2 separate regions of the Homo sapiens genome follow, and region 2 is linked to region 1. A link is a loop called in an ENCODE intact Hi-C map of the cell type or tissue named here. Cell type or tissue: PC-9. All regions are shown on one strand. Each heading gives the region's core, and the rest is flanking DNA. Links, peaks and the distances in the headings are about the cores only.

What was found. A loop is a pair of places that touch in the nucleus more often than their neighbours do. Peaks named below come from ENCODE experiments on the same cell type or tissue, not always from the same donor. Only the 100,000 strongest peaks of a DNase experiment are listed, where the experiment ranks them.
Region 2: it touches region 1 in a loop (10-fold over the local background); 6 of 110 quality-filtered maps call a loop at or near these places.

The regions. Positions count from the first base shown.
Region 1 is chr21:27,755,479-27,763,918 of GRCh38, forward strand. No RefSeq gene overlaps it. Among named protein-coding and RNA genes, the nearest start is that of LINC00113, 37 kb to the left of the region's middle. In PC-9, for the core only: a CTCF peak has its summit at 3,802 (motif pointing right); no DNase peak of the experiment used is centred there.
Region 2 is chr21:28,042,721-28,051,160 of GRCh38, forward strand. LINC01697 (long intergenic non-protein coding RNA 1697) reads left to right here and starts at 5,694. Exons shown (of 5, transcript NR_126010.1): 1 at 5,694-5,817. In PC-9, for the core only: no CTCF peak of the experiment used is centred there; no DNase peak of the experiment used is centred there.

The DNA.
Region 1 (8,440 bases), core at 2,823-5,322:
TAAAATGTTTTTGAAATGTCTGTTAGGTCTATTTGGTCTATAGTACTGTTTAAGTCTGATGTTTTCTTGTTAATTTTTGTCTAAGTTATTTGTTTAATGCTGGGAGTCTGGTATTGAAGTTCCCAATTATTATTGTATCAGACTCTAGCTCTCCCTTTAGATAGGAATATTTGCTTTATTTATCTGAGTGCTTCAGTGCCAGTTGCATATATGTTTAAGACTGTTATAGCCCCTTGTGGAATGAATCGCTTTATCATTATATAATAACCTTTTTGTTTATTTTTACTGTTTTTAGCTTAAAGTCTGTTTTATTTGATATAAGTATAGCCTCTCTGATATGGTTTGGCTCTGTGTCCCCACCCAAATATCATCATGAATTGTAATTCTTATAATCCTGAAGTGATGTGGGAGGGACCCAGTGGAAGGTAATTTAATCATGGGGGCCGGTTACCCTCATACTGTTCTCATGATAGTGAGTTCTCACAATACCTGATGATTTTACAAGGGGCTTTTTCCCCTTTGGTTTGGCACTTTTCCTTCCTGCATCCATGTGAAACAGGATGTGTTCACTTCCCTTTCCACCATGATGGTAAGTTTCCTGAGGCCTCCCCAGCCCTGCAGAACTGTGAGTCAATTAAACCTCTTTTCTTTCTAAATTACCCAGTCTTGGGCAGTTCTTTATAGCAGTGTGAGAATGGATTAATGCACTCTCCGTTCATATTAATAGCCTTGTGCCTTAACTACTATTACTCTACATCATGGACCCTATGGTTCTGCCATGCCCCCGTGAGGAACTAGGGCAACATAGATGAGCTGTGCAACTCTATTGTTTTTCTTTACTCACTCTCTCTTTACACATGTATTCTATGCAATTCTTGTTTCCTGGTTTAGTAATAAATCAAATTTCAAGTGAAATAAGTCTAATTATTAGTCATGCCAGCTGGCAGACCCAAACATTCTTTGACTGAGTCCAGACCAGCCCTTTGCAATTCATTTTAACTAATAGCACTGCTTCATGTTCTATTTGTTTTATATTACAACTAATAATATCTATGTTCATTGGCTTTTAATTTTATTATAAGGAACCTCATAATTTAGAAATAATTTGAGAAAAATACTAAGAAGCATATCTCCAGGACTAATATTTTGCAAAAGACCAATCCTGTAACTACAACTCTCTATCAGACTTTCCTACTTTCATGTCCAACGTAAGTTAGAAAATAGACTCACATTCAAAATTGTCCTGTATGTTTCTATTCCTTTTCTTCCTCCAGCTTCATATTTTTTTCTCAACATTTTAAATTTTAGGTACTTAAATTCTCCCTCATCTTTGATCACCATAGAATTTTATAAAGTTGGTGGATCATAGAGATAATATAGTCCAAGCTGAAGTCCATAAATATCCTGCATTTACATATTGAATTTTTAGCTTTACAATGTCTACATTAATAACAGATTCTATAGTTTGCTTTTCCATTCCAGTTCTGCTACTATCATAAGAAAATGGCTTTATTTCCTCATACATACCTATTATTGTAATGACCTCTAATTAATGAAGCTTCTCGTTTCCCTTTTAGTGATGAGAATAAAGTGATATTAATATTTTCCTCATGTATGTTTGTTATATGGCTTATCAATTTTTACAAACTTAAATTTAAAATTATCTTAAAAGAATTGCTGGTATGCAATCTTGTTTCTTATATGGGAATATGAAGTGATGATTATGAAGGACCTAGCTGGAAACATTCATTAGTTGACATGTAAAATATAATTTGAATACTTAGTAGAACAAGGTTTTAGTTAGCTGGCCGCAGCTCACCAGGAGTATAAAGTTATTGCTGTGGTCTGAATGTTTGTATCCCTTCAAAATTTCTATGTTAAAACCTAATCACCAATGTGATGGTGCTAAGGAGCAGCACCTTTGGAAGGTGATGGGGTTATGTAGAGAAAGTCCCCATTAATGAGACTATGGTCCTTATCAAAGAGAACCCAGGCACTGCCTTTTCTTTTTCACTATTTAAAGACATGGGGAGAAGGCACTATCTATGCACCAGAAAGAGGGCCCTCCCCAGACACCGAATCTGCTTACACCTTGGTCTTAGACTTCCAAGCTTTCAGAACTATGAGAAATAGATTTTTGTTGTTATAAGCCACCCAGTCTATGGCATTTTGTTATAGCAACCCAAATAGACTAAAGTAGTTATTATAAAATAGGTTGTAAGATAAATATGAATGTGATACAGAGTGGAGTACCCCATTAACAAAATCCAGGCAATAAACAGGAGTGAAATATGTTATTGGAAAGAGAACATTAGATAAACAGGCAAAGGCTGAACATGAAAAGAGTCTGAGTTTGTTCACTAGCATGTCAATTAGAAGTGCAGTAGGAAAATTGTTTAAAATCATGCCAACAATATAACCAACCAGTAACTACAAGCAAGTCCTCCTCATTATTTCATTCAGTCTTGCTTATTCCAAAGAATCTTGGGTCTGCCGTCTGCTCTCATCAAGTACATTTGCTTCCAGACTTGAGAGTCTTAGAATTTGTAATGCAGCCTACCATGGCAGCCTGAAAGTTTTCTAAGCCATATCATTATGAAAGTCTGTGCCCAAAGAGTCTGTTTTATTAAGCACAATTACTGGGCAACTAAATAATTTCTAACTAGTCTGAGCAGTGTAACATTGATTACTAAGAATAATTTTAATCTTATTTACTTTTGCTTCTAATTCTTCTATGCTATGTGATGGTTCAAGTTTGTGACCATGTGAATGAACATGTTAAATTTGTCACACTAAGGTATAATGGGGTGTGTGCTTAAAGGAAATTGTTTTAGGTGTTCTTGTGTAGACTATACACTTTTGTGCTTATTTGTTCCTCTTCCATGAAATATATTTGTCAAGTGGGAAGAAAATTCCAATTTACATAAAACTTCATTAAGCCTGGGACTCTAACTCAATAATAAATACGGAACTGAACTGAGTACTTTACTCTAGATGATTAGTTATTAAGCATTAGCACATATCAGATCCATCTGGAGGGCTCGTTAAAATACAAACTGCTGAGATTCATCCTCAGAGTTTTTGATTCAGTAGGTCTTGACATGCAATTTTGCATTTCTCTTAAGTTTACACAGTAAAGCTAAAATTGCTGGTTCAAGGCCCACACTTTTATAACTGTTGCACTTTTTGCCTTTTATAATATCCAAGTGGCCTCTTGATGCAATGATAGAGGCAGGAGTCTGAGAAATTCTAGGCAGACAGGGGCAGGTCCCTGGCAAAATCCCATCCCTGAGTCAAAAAGCCTGAAACCCAATGGCCCGAAGTGAGAACTTCCATCCCTGTGTACCCGCTCTCTCCCGATTGGTTCTTTCTGAATAGCATATTTTTACCAATTGAATGTTGCTTTTTCCATAACCACCTACAGCCCACCCTGCCCCAATTCTGTGCCTATAAAGACCTCAGGCTCAGCCAGCAGAGAGGAAAAGTGGCTGGATGTTGAGAGAGGCAGTTTGACTCCAGAGATGGCAGCTGGATGTCGGAAAGCAGCAACTTGACTTCACAAGAGAGAGGCAGAGGTGACTTAATATCAGAGGAGAGCAACCTGCCCTTCCCATCCCCTTTCCATCTCCCCTCTTGCTGAGAGCCGCTCTCGTCACGCAATAAAATTCACCACATTCACCATCCTTCAATTTATATTTGCGACCTCATTCCTCTTGGGCACCGGACAAGAATTTGGGATGCACCAAGTGTGGACACCCACAAAGGCTGTCACAGTGGCCCTTTGCCATTGCCAGCAGAGGGCAGCTGCCCCATGCAATAAGCCAAAGGGCTGGCTGAGCTGATAACACACTGCTTTCTGTGGACGGCGGCGGAGCTAAAAGAGTATTGTAACATGCCCTCTGGGGCCTTGGGGAACCCCACCTGGATCCTGCCAAGAGGCCTGCATGAAGTTTGCTCCTGCCAGCACTAAAGCAGCCAGTTTTTTCCTGCACTCACTCACCTGCACACTTCCTCCTGCGATGGGTGGGACACAGTCAACCTGAGTGAGCAGAGTTTGCTCATGCAGGCACCTAAATTGCTGGCAAGTTCCTGAGCTCATTCGCTTCAATTCCCGTACTCATTTGCATGGGTGCTCCCTCCCACAAGGGGTTGAACAGGACAGGTTGAGTAAATGGTGCACCCCTCTTTTGAGTCCCACCAAGGGTCAAGAAAATATCCTGCATCACTTTGTCAACTTATGCCACTTAAAGGACATGCTGCCTACTTTAGACTTATTTACAAGTTTGCATAATTTTTAGACATAGACAACGCCGTTTATCTCTGCAATTACTATCAATTCTAACCTAGGAAGCACCAAGTTAATGGCAATAAAAAAAAAAAGAATAAACAACTGTTTCCAGCAACAAGGTGACTGTACCAGTAATTAATTTATTGCCTTCCAGAGGCAAATTCACTATTGCCTGTTCTGAGAAAAAGAATCTGGGCCCTTCAAATAGCTGCCAGAATGTAAAAACTTGCCAGCAGATGGTGGTGGAGAGATGCTGGAGGTGGAAGGGATTTCATCCCAGGTCTGGTATGCTCCCTCATCAGGCTCTCACAGTGGAACACACCTTCTCCAACACCTGGCTCCTGTTCAGCAGCACCCAGAGACCATCAGCTTCCTTTTGCACTCCTTTCAGATAATTTAGCAGTTGAGTCTCTCTGGAAAAATCAATAGCTTTCCATGACACCCCAGAGGATGAATCTCCTGCCTGCCCAAAAGGCATATTTTCAGCAATTTCTTCCAGTACAGCCCCACTGCAACTACTCTGCCACCCAGTGAGAGCCACATTCTCTTTTCTTTTTTTTCTTTTTTTTAATTTTTGATTTCCAACTTTTAAGCTCAAGGGAACATGTTCAGGATATAGAGTGTGCAGTTTGGTACATAGGTAAACATGTGCCTTGTGGTTTGCTGCACAGATCATCCCATCACCTAGGTATTAAGCCCAGCATCCATTAGCTGTTCTTCCTGATGCTCTCCCTCCTCCCATGCCCCACCCTCCAACAGGCCCTAGTCTGTGTTGTTCTCTCCCCGGCAATTCCTCAAAGACTTAGAGGCAGAAATACCATTTGACCCAGCAATCCCATTATTGGGTATATACCCAAAGGAATATAAATCATTCAATCAGGAACATATACGCATGTGTACGTTCACTGCAGCACTATTCACAATAGCAAAGACATGGAATCAACCTAAATGTCCATCAATGATAGACTGGATAAAGAAAATATGGTACATACACACCATGGAATACTATGCAGTCACAAAAAGGAATGAGATCATGTCTTTTGTAGGGACATGGATGGGGCTGGAAGTCATTATCCTCAGAAAACTAATGCAGGAACAGAAAAACCAAACAGTGCATGTTCTCACTTATATGTGGGAGCTGAGTGTTGAGAACACATGGACACATGGTAGTGAGCCACATTCTTACCCTTTCCAATAAGGCTTGAATCTCATCTTGGTAGGGAGGGAGCAGTCTTACTGGATGCTGTATTTCAGCACCAGGGATTGGAGAACACTCCCTCACTTTTGCATCAGCTAATCCTGTACTCTATAAAATTCTTTTCATTTATTACAATCCTATTCCTCCATACACAAATCTCCTGTTAAAATTAATAACTTTTATATCAAACTTCCTCTGTTCACATTACTGTGTTGGTTTCTCCCTCCTGATTGGATCACAACTGATACAATTGGGTTAAATACTTTTTCATAAAATAAATTATTAAATCCATTCCTTTAGTGTGTAAGTATTTAGAGTTTACAAATTACTGAGATTTAATTCTACAAATTATACATATTTACAATCTAGGTGAAGGCACTCAAGAGATATTTAAACATTTCCCCTCTAAGACATCAGTTTAAAGAAAGACAGAAAGAAAGAAAGAAAGAAAGAAAGAAAGAAAGAAAGAAAGAAAGAAAGAAAGAAAGAAAGAAAACCCTTTGCTAGCACAAAACAGTCCCCAAAACCTTACTGTTGGGGTTGAGAAACTGATACCTCCTATGGCACTTTGGAATGCTGAGTACTTTGAATCAAAGGAGTTGAAAGACCATAGAAGCAACTTCAGAACCAATGTCACTCTGACCTCCTGCTCTTCTGTCTCTTACCCTCTTTCTCCTGCAATAGTGCAAGGAGGGGCTCTCCCTGAACTTTCCTTATCTGTCTAAAGATTGGCCCTCTAGAAAGAATACACTTGTCATGAGTGTTTTTCCTGGGAATCTCATCAGCCAGGGAAAAGTAAAAGTATCACAGGGGAGGAAACTGAAAGTTGACAACATGCCCAGGCAGATTTTATCACAGACTATCGCCTCTTTTTCTGAGACTGTTTATTACCTGAAAGACCTTTTGTTTGCATAACAAGACAACCTTTGTTCACCCTGCATTTTCTCCCCTCACTCTCCCATAACTTGTGTCACCACCAACCCTAGAATCCCCAGGCCTGTATTCCTTTCTTCAGCTCAAGATGTTATATATGTTTCAATCATCTGCCCCCTTTTCAAGTCTCATATTTTGTGGGACTCCTATGTGTATGCAAATAATTAAAATGTTTTTTTCTCCTGTTAGTAATTATCAAACCTTCAGAGGATAAAGAAAGTTTCCTTTCTCTATATTAATAATCTCTAGTCCCAACATTCCATTCCTCATTCCCCAGCATTCACACACACATTTCCATGCTGCTTTTCAACAAAAAGTTTTATTTCCTGCAGTGTAGCAAAATAACATGATTCTAAGTTCTCTTTTATAAAATCTGTTAGCTATTATAATTCCTTCACTCACTTTCCCCTTTGTAATAAATTTTTCCCCATCCATTAAAATAATATGGGCTTAGTAGAATGCTTAAAAAATAAAGATCCACATGAAAAATTTAAAGTCATGTATAAACATATAATTTAGTGATAATTAGTGTTAACATTTTGGCTCATTTTCTCTTTGCCTTTGTAAAATTACATTAGTCTTGGATTTGTTTCTTTTCCTACCCCTATCACAAAAGATGCTCCTCTTCATCCATGGTTACTATTTTAGTGTGCCCTAAAGGATATCACAGCTGATATGTCAGGCTACAGTTGTAACTTCCCTAAAATTATGACCTTCTTCTATCGTTGATGTTGTCACCACGTGGTAATGAAATCTTAGGATATTATAAATAGTTTGGTATTTGATTCTCATATTTAATAATGAATCTAGAGATTTCAGGGAAGAAATAAAGTTGATATTGTTTGGATATTTGTTCCCTTTAAATGTCATCTTGAAATTTGATCCTCAGTGTTGGAGGTGGAGCTTAGTGAAAGGCATCTAGGTCATGCAGCACTCCTAGCACCTCCAAGGTCTGCTTTTTCAAAAGAGTCTGGAGCCTCCCTTTATTCACTTTTTCCTTCTCTCTCACCGTGTGTTGGTTTCTCTCCTTTCCCTTCTGCCATGAGTGAAAACTTTCTGAAGCCCTCATCAGAAGCAGATGCTGGTACCATGCTTGCACAGCCTGCACGAGTGTAAGCCAAATAAACCTCTTTTCTTTATAAATTCCTCAGCCTCATAGTATTCCTTTACAGCTATGCAAATGGACTAAGACAAGAGTTGATCCCCTTCAACCACACAGAAAAAGACTTCCACTTTGTTGAATTTGCTTCATTTACAAACAAAACTCTAATAATAATAGTATACAGAGAATTAAAGAATACAATTGATCATATGCACTGACTTAGAAAAGGAATGCACATGGGATGGCAAAATAGAGAAGGCTTCTTGTGAGTGTGTGGGGGAGGCAGGATAGGGTTATCTGGGTCTTTAAAAAAACACTTGACTTAAGCAGAGAGGGCTATGAGAGGGCTTAATAAAAGTACAGAGGTAGAAATACAGAAGAGGTATAAAAATAACAAATAGTCTTATGTGATTACAACTTGACATATGTAATTTAGCGGAAGCATTTTCTACTTCTGAAACAAATTATGATTAACACTTCCTGTAATAGGTTTATAATTATGTAAACCTATTTAAATCAATCATTTGCACAACAAAATGAATGAATTAATTTGTTGCAGCTGTGTTTACTGAGGCACACATGTAAAGCAATTTTAAATGCTGTCAAGTAACAATGATTTCGTTTCATGACTCACACTAAGTGAGAAATTCTGATTTTTTTAAGACAAAGTTTAAAAAATCAAAAACTTAAAACTCCTGGAACTAAAAGCATAGAAGAAAAGCTTCATGACATAGGACATGACAATGTGTTCTCACATATGACACCAAAGCACAGGGAAAGAAAGCAAAAGTAGAAAAGGGACTATATCAAACTCAAAAACTTTTGTGCATTGAAGGACACACCTAACAGCCTGAAAAGGCAACCTATGGAGTAGGAGAAAATATTTGCAAATCATATATATCTATACATATATATGGAT
Region 2 (8,440 bases), core at 3,718-6,217, 290 kb after region 1:
AAGAAAATAAATATTTTGCTAGTGAGTCATTAGTGGTAGTAGTGAGGGTTTTCACTCCCATTTCTGCTCCTTAATTCCTAGAACCATGAATGCTGGCTGTAGGAGAAACAGGATCATATATCCGATGCTGATACAGAACATACACAGCCTTCTAGAAACCCTTTCCCCATTCTCTCTCAACAAATGTTCTTGCTTTAGCAAGAACACGCTGAAAGACTTGGAGTTTAATTTCCGTTATAATTCAGCCATTCATAGGATGAGATTCTGCATCTCACTTTCTGCAATCTCAACTCTGTGGACACCAAAAATAAGAGTTATCTTCAGATGACAATAAGTCCTCAGGTCACTTATGCTTCTGGGAATTTAAATCCTAAGTTCATCCTTTTCTTTCACCACTTTGTCCAGTGACATTAGGAGCAAATGGCCAACCTTATTATATTTGTTAGTTTTCCAAAACTGTTCAAAAGCATCATCTACACAGTCATTCAGTTCCTTGCTTTTTATAAGTGGTATCCAAGGCAGATATTTTGTATATCTCTATTACCAGATTATGTCATGGATGTTAGTGCTCTCTTTACTACTGGAAACAGAGTCATCCAAACCTTTACATCTAATCAGATTAGACAATTTATTCCAAAATCTACAGCATCAATCTGGGAAACTTATTTATAAAATTCTATTTCTGTAAAACCACTCCCAGTACCAATATATGTCTTAGTCAGGGTTATCCAGAGAAATAAAATCAATAAAATCTATCCTCTGAAACCTGGAGACCCAGTTGGTGTAATCTGAAGGCCTGAAAGTCAAAGATTCAATGGTGTAATTTTAGTCCCAGTTTGTAGGCCTGGCATTTCAAAGAAAGGAGAGGAATAGATATTCCAGCTCAATCAATCAGGCAAAGAAAGAGTGAATTCTCCTGTCCTTCACCTTTTCTTCTATTCAGACCCTCACTGAATTAGTTGATATCACACATAGAGAAGGGCAATGAAGTTTACTATGTCTATTCATAAAAATGCTAATTTCTCCCATGAATACCATGACAGAGACACTCAGAAATATTGTCTAAATAGATGTCCTGATCCCATGATCTAGGAAAGTTAACACATAAAATATGACAATCAATAACTAATAACTTTTCAAATGAAAAACCACAATATTTGAATGGTTTCACTGCTGAATTACACCAATTGTTTAAGAAGAAACTGTAAAATTTTCCACAATCCCTGTCAGGAAGTAGAAAAAAATGAGAATGTTTCCTAACATTTTTTATGAAGACAGTGTTACTCTAATACTAAATATAGATAAAGCCCTTACAGAAAAGAAAACTAAAGATTATGAACACAGGTGAAAATTTCACATGAATACAGATTCAAAATTTTTCAATAAAATATTAACAAATCAAACAACAACATATAAAAATAATTCTACACCATGATCAAGAAGGAATTACTCCAGGTATGCAAGACTGTTCTACATCCAGAAGTCAGTGTTATCTACCACATTAAAGACTAATAAAGAAGAAAATTGAATAATTATATCAATAGATACAGAAAAAGCATTTGAAAATACATGAAACCTATTCATAATAAGAAGTATTAGCAAATTAGAAGTAGAGAGGATGGGAACTCCCTGTATTTGATGAAGACACCTACAAAAATCCTACAGGTGGAATCATATTTAATGTTGAGAGACTGGAAGCTTTTCTCCTAAGACTGGGAACAAGGCAAAGATAACTTCTCTCATCATTTCTACTCAACATTGTACTAAAAGTCTTAACAAGTGCAATAAGACAATAAAAGAAATAAAAAAGATAGAAAAGGAAAAATTAGAACTATCTGTGCTGAGTTTATATTATTATCTATATAACAGATCTCAAGGAATTTGCAAAAACAAGTAGTTTTTTAAATCTAATTATAAGATCTCAGAAAACAAGGTCAATATACAAAAGTTAGTTACTTATTAAGAAATTCATCCTTTGCAGTGAGCAATGAGAAACAATATTAGTTTCTAAAAATGCCATTTACAATTGCACAGACATGAAAATAAATACTGAGATATAAATCTGACAAAACTTTTTAATAATCTACATGTCTTTTACTACATGTGCAAAACTACAAAATTCTGATAAAAGAAATTACAGAAGATCTAAATAAAGTGTGATAAGTTCAACATTACTTCACTATTGTTAAGATGTTAATTCTTTCCTATTTGATGAATATATTCAATGCAATCCCAATTTTTTAGAAAAATACTCCTTTTTAGATATCAACAAACATATATATAATGTTTATATGAAAAGCCAAAAAACCTGAAATACTCAATAAAAACTGAAAAAACATAAAGTTGGAGGATGCATGCTACCCGATTTTAAGACTTACTATAAAGGCACAGTGTCAAGACAGTGTGGTATTGACTAAAGAATTCACACATAGTTCAATGGAACTAGTGGGTCCAGAAATAGGCCTCATACAAATATAATCAACTGATCTTTGACAAAGGAGCAAAATGCAATTCAATAGCAAAGGAATAGTCTTTGCAATAAATGTAGTGAGTGGTGCTGCAACAATGGGCTATCCTTCTGCACACACATAAAAAAATGAACCTGGAGACACGAACCTCAGAGCTTCACAAAAAATCAACTTAGAATAGAACATAGATTTAAATGCAAAACTACAAATATAGGAGAGAATTTAGAAGACCTTGAATTTGGCCATAAGATTTTGGATACAACCACAAAACGATTCTGTGAAAGCTTAGATGTTACTAAAATTAAAAGCTTCAGCCCTGTGAAAGTCACTGTTAGGATAATTTTTAAAAAGTAATAGACTGGGAAAAAATTTGCAAGACATGCATCTGATAAAAGGCTTGTATCCAAAATATACAATAAACATTTAAGACTCAACTATAAGAAAACCACATTTGAAAGTTGGCAAAAGATTTAAATAGACACCTCATCAAAGAAGATACACAGATAGAAAATAAAGATGGTCAACATCATTTGTTACCAGAACATTGCAAATTAAAACAATTAGGAACCACTACTTATTTATTAGAATTGCTAAAATCTAAAAATCTGATAATACTTAATACTGAGAAGAATGCAGAGTAACAGGAACTCTCATTCTTTTCTGGTGGAAATGAAAAACTGTACAGATTCCTTGGAAGACAACTTTTCAATTTCTTTTTTTTTTTTTTTTTTTTTTTCTGGGACGGAATCTCACTCTGTCGCCCAGTCTGGAGTACAGTGGCACAATCTTAGCTCACTGCAAACTCTGCCTCCCGGGTTCATGCCATTCTCCTGCCTCAGCCTCCTGAGCTTTTCAATTTCTTATCAAGCTAAACATATAATTCAGCAAGCATGCTCCTAGATTTTTACTAAACTGATTTGTTAATTTTTGCCCACAAAAATTCTATTTATATTTTTATAGATGCTTTATTCATAATTACCCCAAACTGGAAGCAATCAAGACGTTCCCCAAGAGGAGAACAGATAGTCTGTGATACATCCATATGGTGAGATAATATTCAATGATAAAAAGATAAGAGCAATCAAATCATGAAAAAAATGAAAGAATCTTAAATGCAAATTTCTAAGTGAAATAAGCCAATTTGAAAAGGATACAGACTAGTGATTCTGATTATGTGACATTCCACAAGAAAGAAACCTATCAGGGGTTGCCAAATGTTTGTGGGGAGTAAAGGAGGATGGAAGAATAATTGATGCACAAATGATTCTTCTGTCAATAAAGCTATGATTATATGCTGTATGATACTGTAATGGTGGATACATGGCATTAGGTATTTGTCAAAACCAACAGAACTTTACAGAAGAAATAGTAAACCTTAATGTACGCAAATTTAAAAAGAAACATATAGTATGTCTGGAGATCCCTGACACCATCTAAGCAAAAAAAAAATCTAACTGTATTTCACATGTGTGACACAACCTCACTGAAGTTGGTAGAGGAAGAAAATGTGCTAACCTAAGTTACTTTATATACGATATAAATGAATTTTATTTGTCTCATGAACCCTGTACTTTAGTTGACAAAAATGTTTTTGTTAAGAGGTAACTTAGGTTACAAGTGCTCTGCTGAATGAATTGATTAATGCCATTATCTTGAGAGTAGGTTAGCTACCTAGGAAGTGAGTTCTTGATAAAAGGATTAGTTCAGCACTATTCCTATTTCTCTGTCACATGCATACATGCTGTCTTGCTCTTCTGCCTTCCACCATGGGATAACACAGAAGGAAGGTCCTTGTTACATGTAGGTTCCTCAACCTTGGATTTCCCAGTCTCGAGAACTGTAAGAAATAAGTCTCTGTTCTTTATAAATTACCCAGTCTAAGGCATGCTACATTAGCACAAAACGGACTAAGACACTATCTATCCATCTACCTATATGTCTATATATCTACCTAATCTATCTGGCTATTTATCTATCTATCTATCTATCTATCTATCTATCTATCTATCATCTATCTGTTCCCACCTAAGCAGGTGAAAGTAAGCTACCTTATAAAGCAGAAGATAATATACACATCAAAACACTCTCTTACCTAATAAAGACTGGTACGTTAAAGGTAGTGGTACACTGCTTTTACATCTCAATGTTTATTTGCTCATTTGTTTTTCCCAACTGTGAACAAAATGTTATGAAAAAGCTATTATAATAGCAACTAGTATGCAGCTCCACCATCTTTAACTTAATTGGAGAGAGACATAAAGAAAAATGTTTGTTCTTAACATTCTTGCAAGAAGAAGCAATATGCAGAGAATGTTTTTTTCTCTCTCTCTCTTTCTCTGTGTTTATGTATACATTCATTAATCTATACTTATATACATTAAAATTCAGTTTTTTAAAATAAGTAAGAAAATGGGTGTTTCAGTCAACTAAATATTCTAATTAATTCAATATTTTATCCTGTGAGATGTTCAAAAGATCAAATATTTTTAAAAGTCATAATAATCCCATAAAATTACTTAGATAGTCACTCTTTCTTCCTCATCTTTTGTCTAGGTCACTCCTACCATACTGAACATGAATTTGATAATTTTTTAATCTTATTCACGCACAAGCTTAGATTTGATTCCTTATTTTATATTTATAAACTATTTTTGTCTTGCCGCTGACTTTTTTGTATCAGATTGAGTTTTATACTACTGTTTTATTTAAGCCCTTTCTTGCAATTACCATCATCCTGCACCAATATAGAAATTTCAGTGTGTTTCCTTCTTCCTTGAGCTCACAATGAGATCTCCTGTTATAGGCTGATGGCTACAGGCATATTTTACTGTCATAATTTTCACAGAACTCACACACTAATAATCCAAACTAACCCTAAAATTATATCAAAAAATTAATCTGATTAGGATGATAATTCACAGTCACATAGTGTTTTGGAATCTTTGTGGTGAAAATAAATTGTTCGTTTAAAACTATTGACTTAGAAGTCGGACTCTATTATTGTGTAATGACTGAAACCAGAAGTAACATTTTTCAATATATCTCTATATAAAGAATATTCTCTGATATGGTTTGGCTGTGTCCCCACCCAAATCTCATCTTAAATTGTAACTCCCACAATTCCCACATGTCCTGGGAGGAACCGGGTGGGAGGTGATTGAATTATGGGGGTGGATCTTTCCTACGCTGTTCTCATGACAGTGAATGAGTCTCATGAGATTTGATAGTTTTAAAAATGTAAGTTTCTCTGCACAAGCTCTCTTTTTGCCTGCTGCCATCCACGTAAGATGTGACTTGCACCTCCTTGTCTTCTGCCACGATTGTGAGGCTTCCCCAGCCATGTGGAACTGTGAGTTCTCCATTATACCTCTTTCCTTTTTATATTGCCCAGTCTTCAGTATGTCTTTATCAGCAGCATGAGACTAGACTAACACATTCTCATTTTGTGCGTTTTGGAGAAAAAATAATACGGCAAGAAATTCCATTTTTGAAAATTATTATTGCTTAAACTTTAGATAAATGGGAATTGACTGTGTTTGTTTACCCTAACATGGACTAGGTGCTGGCAAATTACAACTGCAATTTTGTTTCTGCAGCCTCAAATTTAATCTTTTATTTTGTCAGATGTGGCTAGGTGAACAATTTCCAAAAAAAAAAAAGACTAAAATAGTGAGCCTTAAAAAATCCTATTTCTCTTCTAGACTTGGATCCCTAAGTACCAGTCAAGGAAAATATCTAATTTCTTCAAGGAAAAAGAGTCCATATTTCTTTTGAAACATATCATGTTGCCATAGTTACCAAATGCTCTCCTTTTATTTCCTAACAATAATATCACCATCTAGATACACATAGCTTACAAAAGTAAATGTTTTATTGTGGAATTTTATAAGGACACAGGATCTGCTTCCAATGACTTTCAAAAAAATTAAAATGGAAGGATTCTTTCTAATAAATACACCTGAGTTGAAATTAAATGTTTTCTGAGCAAGAGCATAGGAGAAAAGGAGGAGCAGAGAGAAACTGAAAAAGACACATACAGTTTTAACATTTCAAAGGTGAAGGTGATTTAAATTAGGATTTGGGCATGGCTGTTCTTCTCCACCCCAGTGTATATAAACATTCTCATATGGGTTGCCATGTCTCCAGGAGTGATACCTTCATCTGGACAGGCCATTAGAAATTAAAACATATTTACACATATACACATGCACATCTTAGAATAAGAAAAATTATAAACCAGCTTATTTTTATTTGTCTTGCCAAATATAAACTTTAGAGACAAAATTTTAAATAAAGCAGCAACTATGAAAATAAATAATGAGATTCCTGTGTACAGAATTACGTAGTTGGGGTTTACATATTTGAAATCAAGCTCCAAGTAGAAACGAATCAGTTTTCTCTTTCTTTTCTCTTACTTTTTAAGAAGCTATCACAAGAATTTTATTTACAGGAATTTAAGGTGGAAACATATACCTTTTGGGGAGTAAATCATTACTAAAAACATAATTAATGTGGTCATTTTGAACAATATTATCAAATAGTTACCTCAATGAATCATAAAAATCATCAAATATGTACATGATTTGAAAAATCTTGAAAACTAAGAAAGTTGAAATATGCAAAAAGTAAATTTCATAGTCTACCTTTATAGATAAAACATCAATAGCTAATATTAAACTATAAGCATTATTATTAAAATATAAACATTAATTGAAAATTTAAAATTAAATTTAAAAATTAATTAATTTCTTTATATCTTCCTATTTCATACTTAAAAGGTTTCTTATTCTAGCCTACACGGTGTATCACAAACTGCAAATTACAATACTTGATGTTTTAATGCACTATGTCGGGGGGTGGGGGGCAAGGGGAGAGAGGAAGAGCATTAGGACAAATACCTAATGCATGCGAGGCTTAAAACCTACATGACAGTTTGTTAGGTTCAGCAAACCACCACGGCACATGTATACCTATGTAACAAACCTGCATGTTCTGCACACATATCCCAGAACTTAAAGTAAAATTTAAAATAAGAAAATAATAATAATAAAGAATGTGTTATTTAAATGTAATCTTTAGCATTTCAGTTTTGTTTACTGGAGTAATAATCTCAATATTATTTTTAAATATAGAGAATTCAAAATTATTTAACATAAAGTATACTTCATTTTATTTGTAAAGTTTTACCCATCATTTTTAAAATGAATGATTTAGGCAGAGCATTACGGCGTTTGAGAAAAACTGGCCTTCATTGTAAGTTGACTGTAGGATTTATTGATACAAGCAAAAGATGCATAAAAAAGAAAACTTTTTCATAATTTTGTTTTTCAAAAACTTATATATGCATATGTGTATGTGTGTATGTATGTGTGTATATTTAAATATGTATCATGTACTTTAGAGAGATTTTTACATCTAGTATGGCTCTTAGGATAAAGGCCATGATTCCCATAGTATAAGTTTTCTCGATTAAAAAACTAGCTTTGTGTGGTGGTGGGTGAGATGTTATATTGTTTACTTCTTCAAACTCTGTTGGCCTGCCTTAAACTTATTTTGGTTTATTATTGTTTGTATTTTTAATTGTATGCTTAGAGGGATCCTTTATCTTTCCAATCAGCCTTGTCCACGTCTGAATCCCATCTCCTTTCACCTTGAGAATTTTTATTCTCAAGAGGTCAATTTTTTTTTCTGTCTTCTTACTCTCATTTCCCACTACAGGAGGCTTATCTAATTATAAACAATAAAGAAATGATTTTGAAATTATCTTTTTACTTATACACCCAAACAGGTATCTGTAGATTCTTTCTTATCTTTTGCTTACCCATTTCTGAAATGTTCCTATACCTAAAGCCAGATGCTTTTTTTTTTTTTTAATCTGCTGCAGTCTTTTTGGACAACTTAGTCCTCTTCCAGTCGCTTCACCTCTCACTCATAACTTGCTGACTCCAGAATCTATAACTCTTTAATTATCT